Regions from separate parts of the Homo sapiens genome. Here region 1 is linked to region 2. The links are chromatin loops, found by intact Hi-C in ENCODE. Cell type or tissue: HCT116. All regions are shown on one strand. Each heading gives the region's core, and the rest is flanking DNA. Links, peaks and the distances in the headings are about the cores only.

Region 1 (5,390 bases), core at 285-5,284, 87 kb after region 2:
CTGTCTGCTTCAAACAAACAGCAATGCTAGACAAGTTTTATAAGAAGATATGTGGAAGTACCTGGCCAACTCAAAACAAGGCAAACATTTCCATAGACCACAAATAAGACTTGAAAAATTATAGTAGGGAACAGAGATGAAATCAAGAGCCTGCCAGACTCCAGATCCCAATGTGGGCATCAAAGGCAAATAGGATTTTGGAGAAGATGCAGACCTCTGCCGCTGCCCCACCCCCGATACTGAAGAAAGCTCTTTTGTGAAATGTAAAGATCATCTCACATGGACAAAGCACTCAGGTGAGAAAGATGGGGTGGAAGAAGTGAGTATCATTTCTGGTGTTGATAAGTAGGGAATGACTGAGTGCATTTTTGAAGTGAGAAGTAGTTCCCCTCATCACAGACTAATGCCTAGAATAAGATTGTGAGTAAGAAAAGGAGGTATAAGCACAAGACACAGAACACATAAGAAAAAAAGCCTAGTTGTGTTAGTTGTGTGACATTTAGTAGTTTTGTTAGTTAGAAGGATTTGGAGATTGCTATCAGAACCTACTGTGTATCTGTTATCATTTATTTAATATAAATATGAATTATAAATTGCATCTCTCTCTCAAACACACAGATACAGGCAGAAAGTGAAAATGGGTGTCTTCTGAGGGAAGTGACAGAGATGGCAATTTCTAGTGATCTTACATCCGGGGTTTCCAGTTCCTTATGAGGCCTATTACCTAAGGTTGTGGGTTTTGTGCAATAACCCTGGATCCTTATATTAAGTTTCGCTTTTTAACTTAAGCTCTTTTCTACTTATTTGAGCGATTTTTTTGTTCTTTAAACAAAGGGAGCCTTGGCTAAGCCAAGAAATAATGGGCCTGGACCCAAATTTTACGTATGAGGATGTTTGCTGAGGAACTATGTTTAACAGTGAAAAACTGAAAGGAATGTAAATGGCATGATATAGGGAGGGTTCAGTCAGTGATGGAGTGGTCATATGCTGGAATAGCATGCAGCTGTTAAAAGTGTATTATAGCAGGACATGAAAAGTTTGGGCAAATGTACATAACGTTATTTAGGAGGGAGGGGGTCTTATGTTTTTCATTGTCATCTCTTCCTCTGATGTCTTCCTGAGATTCTAACTTCTATTATGTTCTCACTTCTTGCCTTTTCCCTCAGTTTTCTTAAAACACAACTCATATCAACATTTACATAGATGAGAATTCATTGAACATCCAGGGGTGTCACAGCAAGGGGTTTGCATTATGGGATAGCAGGACACAAGGCAAACAATGTAAGACTAGATGCTACACATTCTTGTTCTTGAATGTCTCTTGGGAATTCCCAACACTGAGAACTTCTTCCTGGCTTCTCTCTCTCACTTCTCTGTTTGGCTCTTTCATTGCCCAGAAAGTCTCAAAATCCTTTTACTTGTTAGGCAAAACAATTTAATTTTGCCATTCTTCTGCTTACTATACTATGTCCTGGGGACCATCACTTCACTTCACAATGAAATAATTTACCAAGGAACAAAAGATAGCAAGATAGTGCTCTTCTCTAAGAAAACTGCTACTTCTATCTTTTAAATAACATCTCTTTGTTCTCTCTACTATATCTAACTCCTCCCCTGCCCCTTAACACTGATAAAATGTGTAATGTATAACAAAAATATTAAACAATGTTTATCTCTGAGTAGTGAATATTATTTTTCTTTTTTATTATTTTCTATTTTTAAATTTTCTAGAGTGTACATGTAGCTTTTAAAAATCAGAAAAATGTTATAAAAATTGTAATTCTGGTAGTACATTAATCAGGGTAGGCTAACTGCTGAATAAAAGCTTCAAAATTTTTAGCAGCTTAATAACTAACATACAGTATTCTTTTTTGCTCACACAATATTTCTACTAGGATATTCCTAGCTTCCTCCACGTGGTGACTCAGGAGCCCAGACTTTTTCTATCTAATGGCTCTGCTATTTACTAGGGTCTTGGATTCCTCTATTGGGTCTTCTGAATCTAGCTAGCAAACAAAGGAAGAAATAAATGGTACAAGATTGGCAGAAGTTATTTTTAGAAGCCACGCCTTAAAGTGGCATATTTTACTTTTGTTTATTTATGACTGGAAGATGAACTCTAGTTGTGTGGTCAGGAGGAAGAAAAAAATGAGGCTTAGTGAACAGATACACAGATCATATGTTGGAGGGGAAATATCATGGGCTTTGGATACAACAGGCCTGGATTTAAATCTCAGCTCCTCTAGTAATATAATAGACAACATGTTAGAATTCAAATAATCAACATTGAACAAACACTAATTGGGAATCTATTAGTTCTTGGCATTGTCTTATGTGCAGATAATATAGAGACAAAAAAAAATTCTCTCCATGGGAGAAGAGCAACAGTCTAGTAGGGAAGTGCACAGTTCTCTCCTCTCTGAGTGGAAGGACATTGCAATGTGGTGAGGAAAGTGCAGCCATAGATGTCTGTGTCAAGATACCCTGGGAGCGCAGATATGCCTGTGATTAATCCAATGAGAGATGGAAAGAAGGACCCTGAAGAACTTCTATGAGGGGGTTTCTTATTTACTTGGACTTTAAGGACAAATAGCCACCCTTCAGGAAAGTAGTGTTTGAGGGAGGACATTTCCTTTGAAATAAAATCATGGACAAGTCCCGAGAGGTGAAAAGATCATGCTCAGGAAACTCTGAATAAAAGAGAAATCACAGGAAAAGCCATAAACATGAGTCAGCCAGGTCTCAAACAATAAATATTCCAAAACATTCACCTTTGAGCAGATGAGTCATTTTTCCTCCAGGATCATGGGGATAATATGCATTCAGGGAAGGAGGAAACACAGCCACAAATGAGGTCAAGGATGACAGAGAAGAAAACATGTGGCCTTCTTGGATAAGTTACTACAGCCTTCTCTCATAAATTAATAATGTTGGGGCCTTGCCAAGAAATGTCATCATTGGTTTTTAAGTAATAAATGACTTAGGATTTCTCTGGTATATGAAATGTAAATGGGACTATCCATACAGGCAAGAAAGAGGTTGGGGTGAATTTGCAAGGTAAGCAGTGCAGGTGGGTGTACCTAAAAGCCTCACGAACTCTTTTTCATGTGAGTAATAGAAATATCCTGTTAATAAATGCCAACTTCAAATGGTGCACATATAAAACAAGTGTGTATGCATATATAGGTATATATATTTAAAATTCAGGTCAAGTTGAATTTCCATGGACTATATTCCATATGTGGTAATTCCATACTTAACTTTTTAAGAAGCCACCATACTCGCTCGATACGTGTAATTAAGCAACATGTTAGGCTGGGCACGGTGGCTCATGCCTGTAATCCCAGCAATTTGGGAGACTGAGGCATGTGGATTGCTTGAGCCCAGGAGTTTGAGACCATCCTGGGCAACATGGTGAAACCCTGTCTCTACAAAAATTACAAAAATTAGCCGGGCATGATGGCACTTGCCTGTAGTCCCAGCTAGTTGGGAGACTGAGGTGGGGGGATCGCTTGAGCCCAGGAGGTGGAGGTTGCAGTGAGCTGAATGCTGCCTGATTTTCATCCTCAAAAGAGGACTCTTGTTTGACATAGGCTGAGTCCCAAGGCAAGTTGAAGTTAGTACCTTTGTTAGTAGGTTAGTGATATATAGCTACCACTAGAAAAGGTTTTTCTGATCTTATTTTGATGTAGGCCTTACCACAATGTGTCTTTCTAGACAAATCCATGCATACATCATAATTATAAACCACATTTTTTGGCTTATATGGTGATTATGGAAAACAATAACAGCTCCTGCTTCATTTGCTTTTTCCTTAGCTATGCATCTTGTTGTTTTATTAACCACCTACCAACTCCTTAATTCCCTAAACATTTACAACCTGAATATTTTGCTGAGGTACATCTCCTTTTTTAATAGTAAGACTTGTTGCTAAATGCCATTAGGAAACTTAGTAAATATTGGTCCTCTGAGTGTGGGAACTTATGTAATTACTTATGATGACTTAAAAAAGGACTCTCTCTTGCTTGGTGGCATTACTTTTATAAAACATCATTGCACACTTTGTTGAAAGTCCAGCTACATATGTTCAGCCAAATGTTCTCCTTCAGGTTTATATAATTATCAGTTTCGAGCATCTTTCCACATGGTGAAGTCTCTGGAAATAGGAATACCAGATGAAACCTACCTAAGGAATTTATCTTGGTAAACTCTATTAAAAATTTTTAAGCAGGTTATTTTTTTCATCCTTTACTTTAGACAAAGCCAAAGCAGAGAGTTTGATGAAAGATAAATTGTAAAAATTTATCTTTTTACAATTAGAAGGTTATTAGAAAATACACATTTTTAAACCACTGTGGAAAATGCCATAACGGCATCTTCTGGGAAAAAGACAAATGGAAAATCCATGAAAAATTGATTATTAATAGAGTGTCAAAATTCCCCATTAGAAATGGACACTCTGTCGTCATTTTTTACAATATATTCCTAATCTTTTCACCCGAGAAATAAATGGTATCCAAGTTCTAGTTTCCATGTGTAATTGGAATTGGGCTGGTTGTGCTTCCTTGTGGTAAAGGAAACCTTTTCTGTGGCATCTTAGTTATATCCAGGTATATTGGTCGCTATGCATGTATGAGCTAATGCATAGTTAGAAGCAAGTCCATAGGCCAAATTAGCATTTGTTAAGTAGGTGCTCAATAGATACAAATAATTTCAAAATATTTCTTGAGAAATAATACAGTTTTCAAAGTTTTCTTCTGAAATAGTCCATTAATTGCATTAATGGGCAATATTCTGAAAATTAGATGGTTTCAGAAAAACCTTAAAAAAATGCAGGTCTGTTTCCCACAATGTGTAAGAGGTTGAGCACGGCAGACAGACTGGGAGTTGGCTTCCCAATCCTTAAGCCAATGCCTTTTTTTTTTTCTCCTTGTACATGCTCTTTGCCTTTTAGCGTCACTAATAATGAAGAAAAAATTGGGTGTTTTATTTTCCTGAAAGACTCATATTTTTTTTTCTGAATACATCTTACTCCATGCCTGCTGCGATAACAAAATACCTTAGATAAGGTAATTTTTAAACAACAGAATTTATTGCTCACAGTTCTGGAGGCTGGGAAATCCACGAACAAGGTACTGGCAGGTTTGGTGTCTAGTGAGAGCTCATTCTCTGTTTCATTAGTGGCACTTTATTGCTGTGTCCTCTCATGGCAGAAGGGCAAGGCAGCTCCCTTCAACCTCTTTCATAAAAGCACTAATTCTATTCATGAGGGCAAAGCCCTCATGACTTAATCACCTCCTAAAGACTGTACCTCCTAATCACCTCCTACAGGCTGTATTATCACACTGGGGGTTAATTTCCAACATAGGAATTTTAAGGGACACCCACAT
Region 2 (5,390 bases), core at 284-5,283:
TTAACTCATTTTTTCATTAAGCCTAAAGAAAGTTAACCAGAAACCCAAATCTCAGAATAGTCAGTCCTGTTTTTTCCTTAGTTGCTTTCAATACATTAAATGTCACACTCAAACCTATTTTTTAGAAAAACTTTTAGCACAATTAAAATACTTTCTATCATTATTTATAACTCTCTGGGGAAGTTCTTAAAAAATGTAGAAATATAAAAAGTAAATCAAGAATGCTCTGTAAACATTAAAATGGTCTCCTCCTTCTATGGCCCACATTAAATCTCTGGCAGGGCTGGGCATAGTGGCTCACACCTATAATCTCAGCACTTTGGGAGGCCAAGGTGGGCAGATCATTTGAGTTCAGGAGTGCAAGACCAGCCTGGGCAACATAGTGAGACCCTGACTCTACAAAAAAATACAGAAGTTAGCGGGGTATGGTGGTGTGTGCCTGTAGTCCCAGCTGCTCAGGAGGCTGAGGTAGGAAAATAGCTTCAGCCCAGGAGGCAGAGGCTGCAGTGAACCAAGATCGCACCACTGCACTCCAGCCTGGGTGACAAGGCCAGACCTTGCCTCAAAACAAACACAAAATATCTGGCAGCCCAGAAAGAAAAAAACAGCAAATAAATAAACATATTAACGCATAAATGAACAAATAAAACTATGTTGTCATTTATATTCAGCATAACATTTATAATTATTTGGCTTTAAAAACACTTTAGAACCAATTCAACAAACATTTTTTCTGGTACCTATAAAGTATTAGATAAGTAATATTACATCCTTAACTTTGAGAAGCTAACAATCTAGTGTGGAGGTTAACATTTATAAACAAATACATATATTTTAAGGCAAAATGTGATCAACATTTAAGAGCTGCAAAATGCTTGGCATTTAGTTCAAAAAAGGTCAATTTGGTCATAAACTAAATCAAAAGAATTGGCAAAAAACCCACTAATGCACTGCTTTCAAATATTTAAATGATGTTTTTAAAAATGATATGGTGTGTTTAACTGCTTCTGTATTATTATATAAAAGGATAGCTGGTTATAGCACTGATAAACCACAAACCGATTCTGTGGTTTACAAAACATCTTCACTTCAGAATTTAGTCACCTGCAAAGACTGATTTCTTGCTTTGTATTCCTCTTCATCTCAAAGGTTATCCCTATGTAGATATGCTCTGAAATATGTAAGCCTTGAAAACAACAAGCAATGTTTAAATGAAATTTTTAACTTATTTCATGACACATTTATTAATTTAAAAAATGAACACTAATTGAATAGTATGTGTTGGGCAATGCTTTAAGTACTATGATCTTCAAAACATAAAGGAAACTGAGGAAGAGAGATTATGTAATTTAGTCAAGATCCCTTAGTAATTGGTGGAATCTAGACACATTCAGGCAATCTGGCTCTAAAGCCTATGTTCTAAAGCCTACACTATAGGCTTTGTTATAAATATAAAATCAATCTTGTGATGATTCACATTCTAATTGTTTCAATGTATCAGTTTTTAAAAGCAGTTTAGTTATACTTGTCTTGATTCACTTACATCAGCAAAAATAATACTTTTTTTGAATATAAACTCAAGATTTTTTTTTGTTTTTGTTTTTGTTTTTTGAGACAGAGTCTCACTCTGTCACCCAGGTTGGAGTGCAGTGGCGCGATCTCGGCTCACTGCAACCTCCGCCTCCCAGGTTCATGCCATTCTCCTGCCTCAGCCTCCTGAGTAGCTGGGACTACAGGCGCCCGCCACCATGCCTGGCTAATTTTTTATATTTTTAGTAGAGACGAGGTTTCACCGTGTTAGCCAGGATAGTCTCGATCTCCTAACCTCGTGATTCGCCCGCCTCGGCCTCCCAAAGTGCTGGGATCACAGGCGTGAGCCACCGCACCCGGCCATAAACTCAAGATTTTATAGTCTTCATAATAAAACAAAAGATGACACTTAGAACTGAATCACTTGGGCCTTTCTTTCCTTATCTCCTCCCAGTTCAAAATGCTTGCATCTTTTAATAGCCAGCATTCTCTTAGATCTGCAGTTGGCTCAACACACTCAAGCCTTAGCACAATCATCTTTGTAGTTTTATTTCCAGAAAATTGGCTTAGCTTGTCCCCCATAGTCACTCTGCTTCTTGTCGTAACACCGCTTTCCCTGGGCATACAGAGAATCCTTGCCCTTCTTGTACTGTGTCATTTTGTGGGGTTGGTGCTTGCCACACTTCGTACAGAAAGTCCAGTGGGTTTTAGGAATGTTTACCATGTTTGCAGGAGTGCTATCGGCACAGAAAGAAAGTAAAAATAATAATTTTAAAATGGTTTTGTGGTTTTTGCATTTTTTTTCCTGTACAATAACAGTTTCTTGTTTTATACACACATCTGGCTCACTGTAGTATAGCACCTGGTCTCAATTGTCATACTTACTATTTGACCAGGATTTTAAAAATTTCATCTTTTCTTAAAAATAAAAAACAAAACCAATCTCTAACCTTTAATCCCATTCCTACCCCCAGAAGAAAAGAAAAACTATAGAAGTTGGCACAAAGACTAAGCACATTGAGCACTTCAAAAGTGGGCTTTTTTTTTTTTTTTCCTATTTTTAACTGTATCCAGTTAAGAGAGAAAATGTATCACATTTGGCCAGAAAATAACCACTTGTTTTCCCCTGAAATTTTCTTGCCTTCATACTACAGTAGTCCCCCTTATCCAGTTTCTCTTTTCCCAGTTTCAGTTAGCTGCAGTCAACTGTGGTCTGAAAATATTAAATGGAAAATTCCATAAATAAATAATTTGTAAATTTTAAATTGTGGGCCATTTTGAGTATAGTGATGAAATCTCACACCATCTTGCTCCATCCTGCTCGGGACATGACTCATGCTTTTGTCCAGTGTATCCATGCTGTTGACATGATCCACCCATTAGTCGCTTAGTAGTCACCTCAATTATCAGATCGACAGATCACAAGAAGGGTGACTATGATACAATAAGATTATTTTGAGAGAAAGAGAGACCACATTCATACAACTTTTATTACAGTATATTATTATAGTTGTTCTAATTTATTCTTATTGTTGTTAATCTCTTACTGTGTCTTTAACTTATAAATGAAATGTTATCATAGGTATGTACACACAGGAAAAACAGTATATATAGGGTTCAGTACTATCATCAATTTCAGGCATCCACTGGGGGTCTTAGAATGTATCCCCTGTGGATAAGGGGGGACTACTGTATGTGCTTAATAACTAAAAACAAAGAACAATGAACTTCTAACATGAGCAGAATGTGCTCCAACGATCATGGAAAGGCTGCCTTTATAGATAACTTAATTTTAAACTAAATTTAGTTATAGAGAAACCAAAAGAAGGAAGAAGAATGACAGAAAGAAATTAGTTTGTAGTGAGTCTCAGAGGGATTTTAGACTAAAAAATATTTTCTCGCCAAAAAACTGGAATTTTGTTCCACTTAATCCACTCTACCATCCCACTTAACCTCTCCAAAAAAAGGCTTTTTGAAAAATGCCTTGTTACCTTCTTATAAAAGGTCAGGAATCTCACATTTGTGAAACACAAGTAAGACATAGTATCATACAGAAAGGGAAGATAAACAAATACATGACAATACATACTAAGAAAGAAGCAGAATTTTAAAAGCCTCTGGATTAGTTATATATTTAGTCTTTTTGGCTTCTATTTTCTCCTTGCAGTTGAGAATACATAGTGTCTACCATTTCAACTACGAATTCATAGCTACGTTTTCTCCCCATGCCCTGACTTCCTACAGTCTCCAATTTCCCTGTTTCTTTTAGGCTGCTAAGTATTATTGGTAAAAATTGTGCTGAGATGCTTCACTATAAAATTATGTGTCTCAATGTTCCTGGCACTCCTTCCATACTCCCAAATTCTTTCAGTCACCTCTTGATAATTGTCCATCCAATTCCTGAGGATTGTTTTGGATCTTTCTCACTCTTTTGTTGTCTCTTTCTTAGAGGTGTTGCTATTTCTTTTTAAGATTAGCATTTACTCATAATCCCAAATCCTCTTATTCATGCACGCAAGTATAAAAATAGATTTTATACTGTAACATATACCTTTTCATTCCTAAAGCAAAATAAGCAAAATATAGATCCTGATTGGAACTGGATTAGTTTGTGTGTTTGATGAGTCACTTCCTTTTAGGACAAAACGAAGAAAAGCAATAATATTCAAAATCAGCGGCACCAGAAAGAATCTGAGGCACTAACTAGATGAGGACTGATTCTTAAAAACATTGAGTATATCACTGATGCCGCTCTTCTGGTAGTTTGGCCAGCATCTGTTGAAAGAATTATCAACATTCATGATTTTGTAAATACATCTTTTAAATTACATTTTAGGATAGGAGTTTTAAGTTTGTACCTAGCCCAAGGTAAAGTTATATGGAAGATTGAAGACTATTTTGCTTATGCTGTTATATCTTTTCCATATTATATTTAAAGAGTTAAACATGTAGGCATGACTAATAGAAGTATCCAAGGCTAGGTGCCATGGCTCACGCCTGTAATCTCAGCGCTCCAGGAGGCCGAGGCAGGCGGATTACTTGAGGTCAGGAGTTCAAGACCAGCCTGACCAACATGCTGAAACTCCGTCTCTACTAAACATACAAAATTAAGCTGGGTGTGGGGGTGCACACCTGTAATCCCAGCTACTTGGAAGGCTGAGGTGGGAGAATCGCTTGAATCCGGGAGGTGGAAGTTGCAATGAGCTGAGATCGCGCCATTGCACTCCAGCCTGGGCAACAACAGCCAAACACTGTCTCAAATTAAAAAAAAAAATCCAAATATAGGAACCATCCTTCTTAGAACTAAGTTTCCTTTAAAATTAACTTATCAATAATTTCTTAGTAAGATCTATAATGGAATTTTGTCTCATAGCAAAGTTAACAGTACTTATGAATCTAACAATTTTTCAAAAAGTTATGAAAATGCCATTTATATTTATTGTTTGGGAGTATATTGTTTCCTGTACAATAACAGCTTCTTGTTTTATATACTTCACTTTTTGTCAAACCCATTGACTTGGCTGATTTTTTTCTTTGGAGTTCTGAAATAACCACTGCTGTACCATTCTTATGAAATGAAATATCTATTAAGCTATCAATCATTTGGACTAAGTAGGGAAAAAAAGTTTAATTGCTTTTCATTATTTATAGAACTAAAGAGTCTGTAGGAATCTAGTCTTGTAGATAAAGAAAAGTGTGTGAATCTGTGACATTTCTTGTGAAAAAACTCTTTGAAAAACAGTGTATCTACATAAAGTCACCTTATTTCATAACAAAGTATATTAGTTGTTTTAACTTTAGGTGAATGGTGATATAGTGAAAATTACTAGAAGTTTTCTGCTTACTGTAATAAAGTTTGT

What was found. A loop is a pair of places that touch in the nucleus more often than their neighbours do. Peaks named below come from ENCODE experiments on the same cell type or tissue, not always from the same donor. Only the 100,000 strongest peaks of a DNase experiment are listed, where the experiment ranks them.
Region 1: it touches region 2 in a loop (3-fold over the local background); 9 of 110 quality-filtered maps call a loop at or near these places.

The regions. Positions count from the first base shown.
Region 1 is chr4:112,080,817-112,086,206 of GRCh38, reverse strand. All of the region lies in intron 1 of LINC02945 (long intergenic non-protein coding RNA 2945), which reads left to right. Among named protein-coding and RNA genes, the nearest start is that of LINC02945, 29 kb to the left of the region's middle. RefSeq lists enhancers at 2,640-2,934, 2,334-3,533. In HCT116, for the core only: no CTCF peak of the experiment used is centred there; a DNase peak (open chromatin) is centred at 2,816; H3K4me3 peaks cover 943 bases; H3K27ac peaks cover 2,848 bases.
Region 2 is chr4:112,168,080-112,173,469 of GRCh38, reverse strand. The region is part of intron 1 of FAM241A (family with sequence similarity 241 member A); the gene reads right to left. It also overlaps the pseudogene RPL36AP19. Among named protein-coding and RNA genes, the nearest start is that of FAM241A, 25 kb to the right of the region's middle. In HCT116, for the core only: no CTCF peak of the experiment used is centred there; DNase peaks (open chromatin) are centred at 2,061, 2,889, 4,228, 4,519 and 1 weaker place; H3K4me3 peaks cover 4,006 bases; H3K27ac peaks cover 5,000 bases.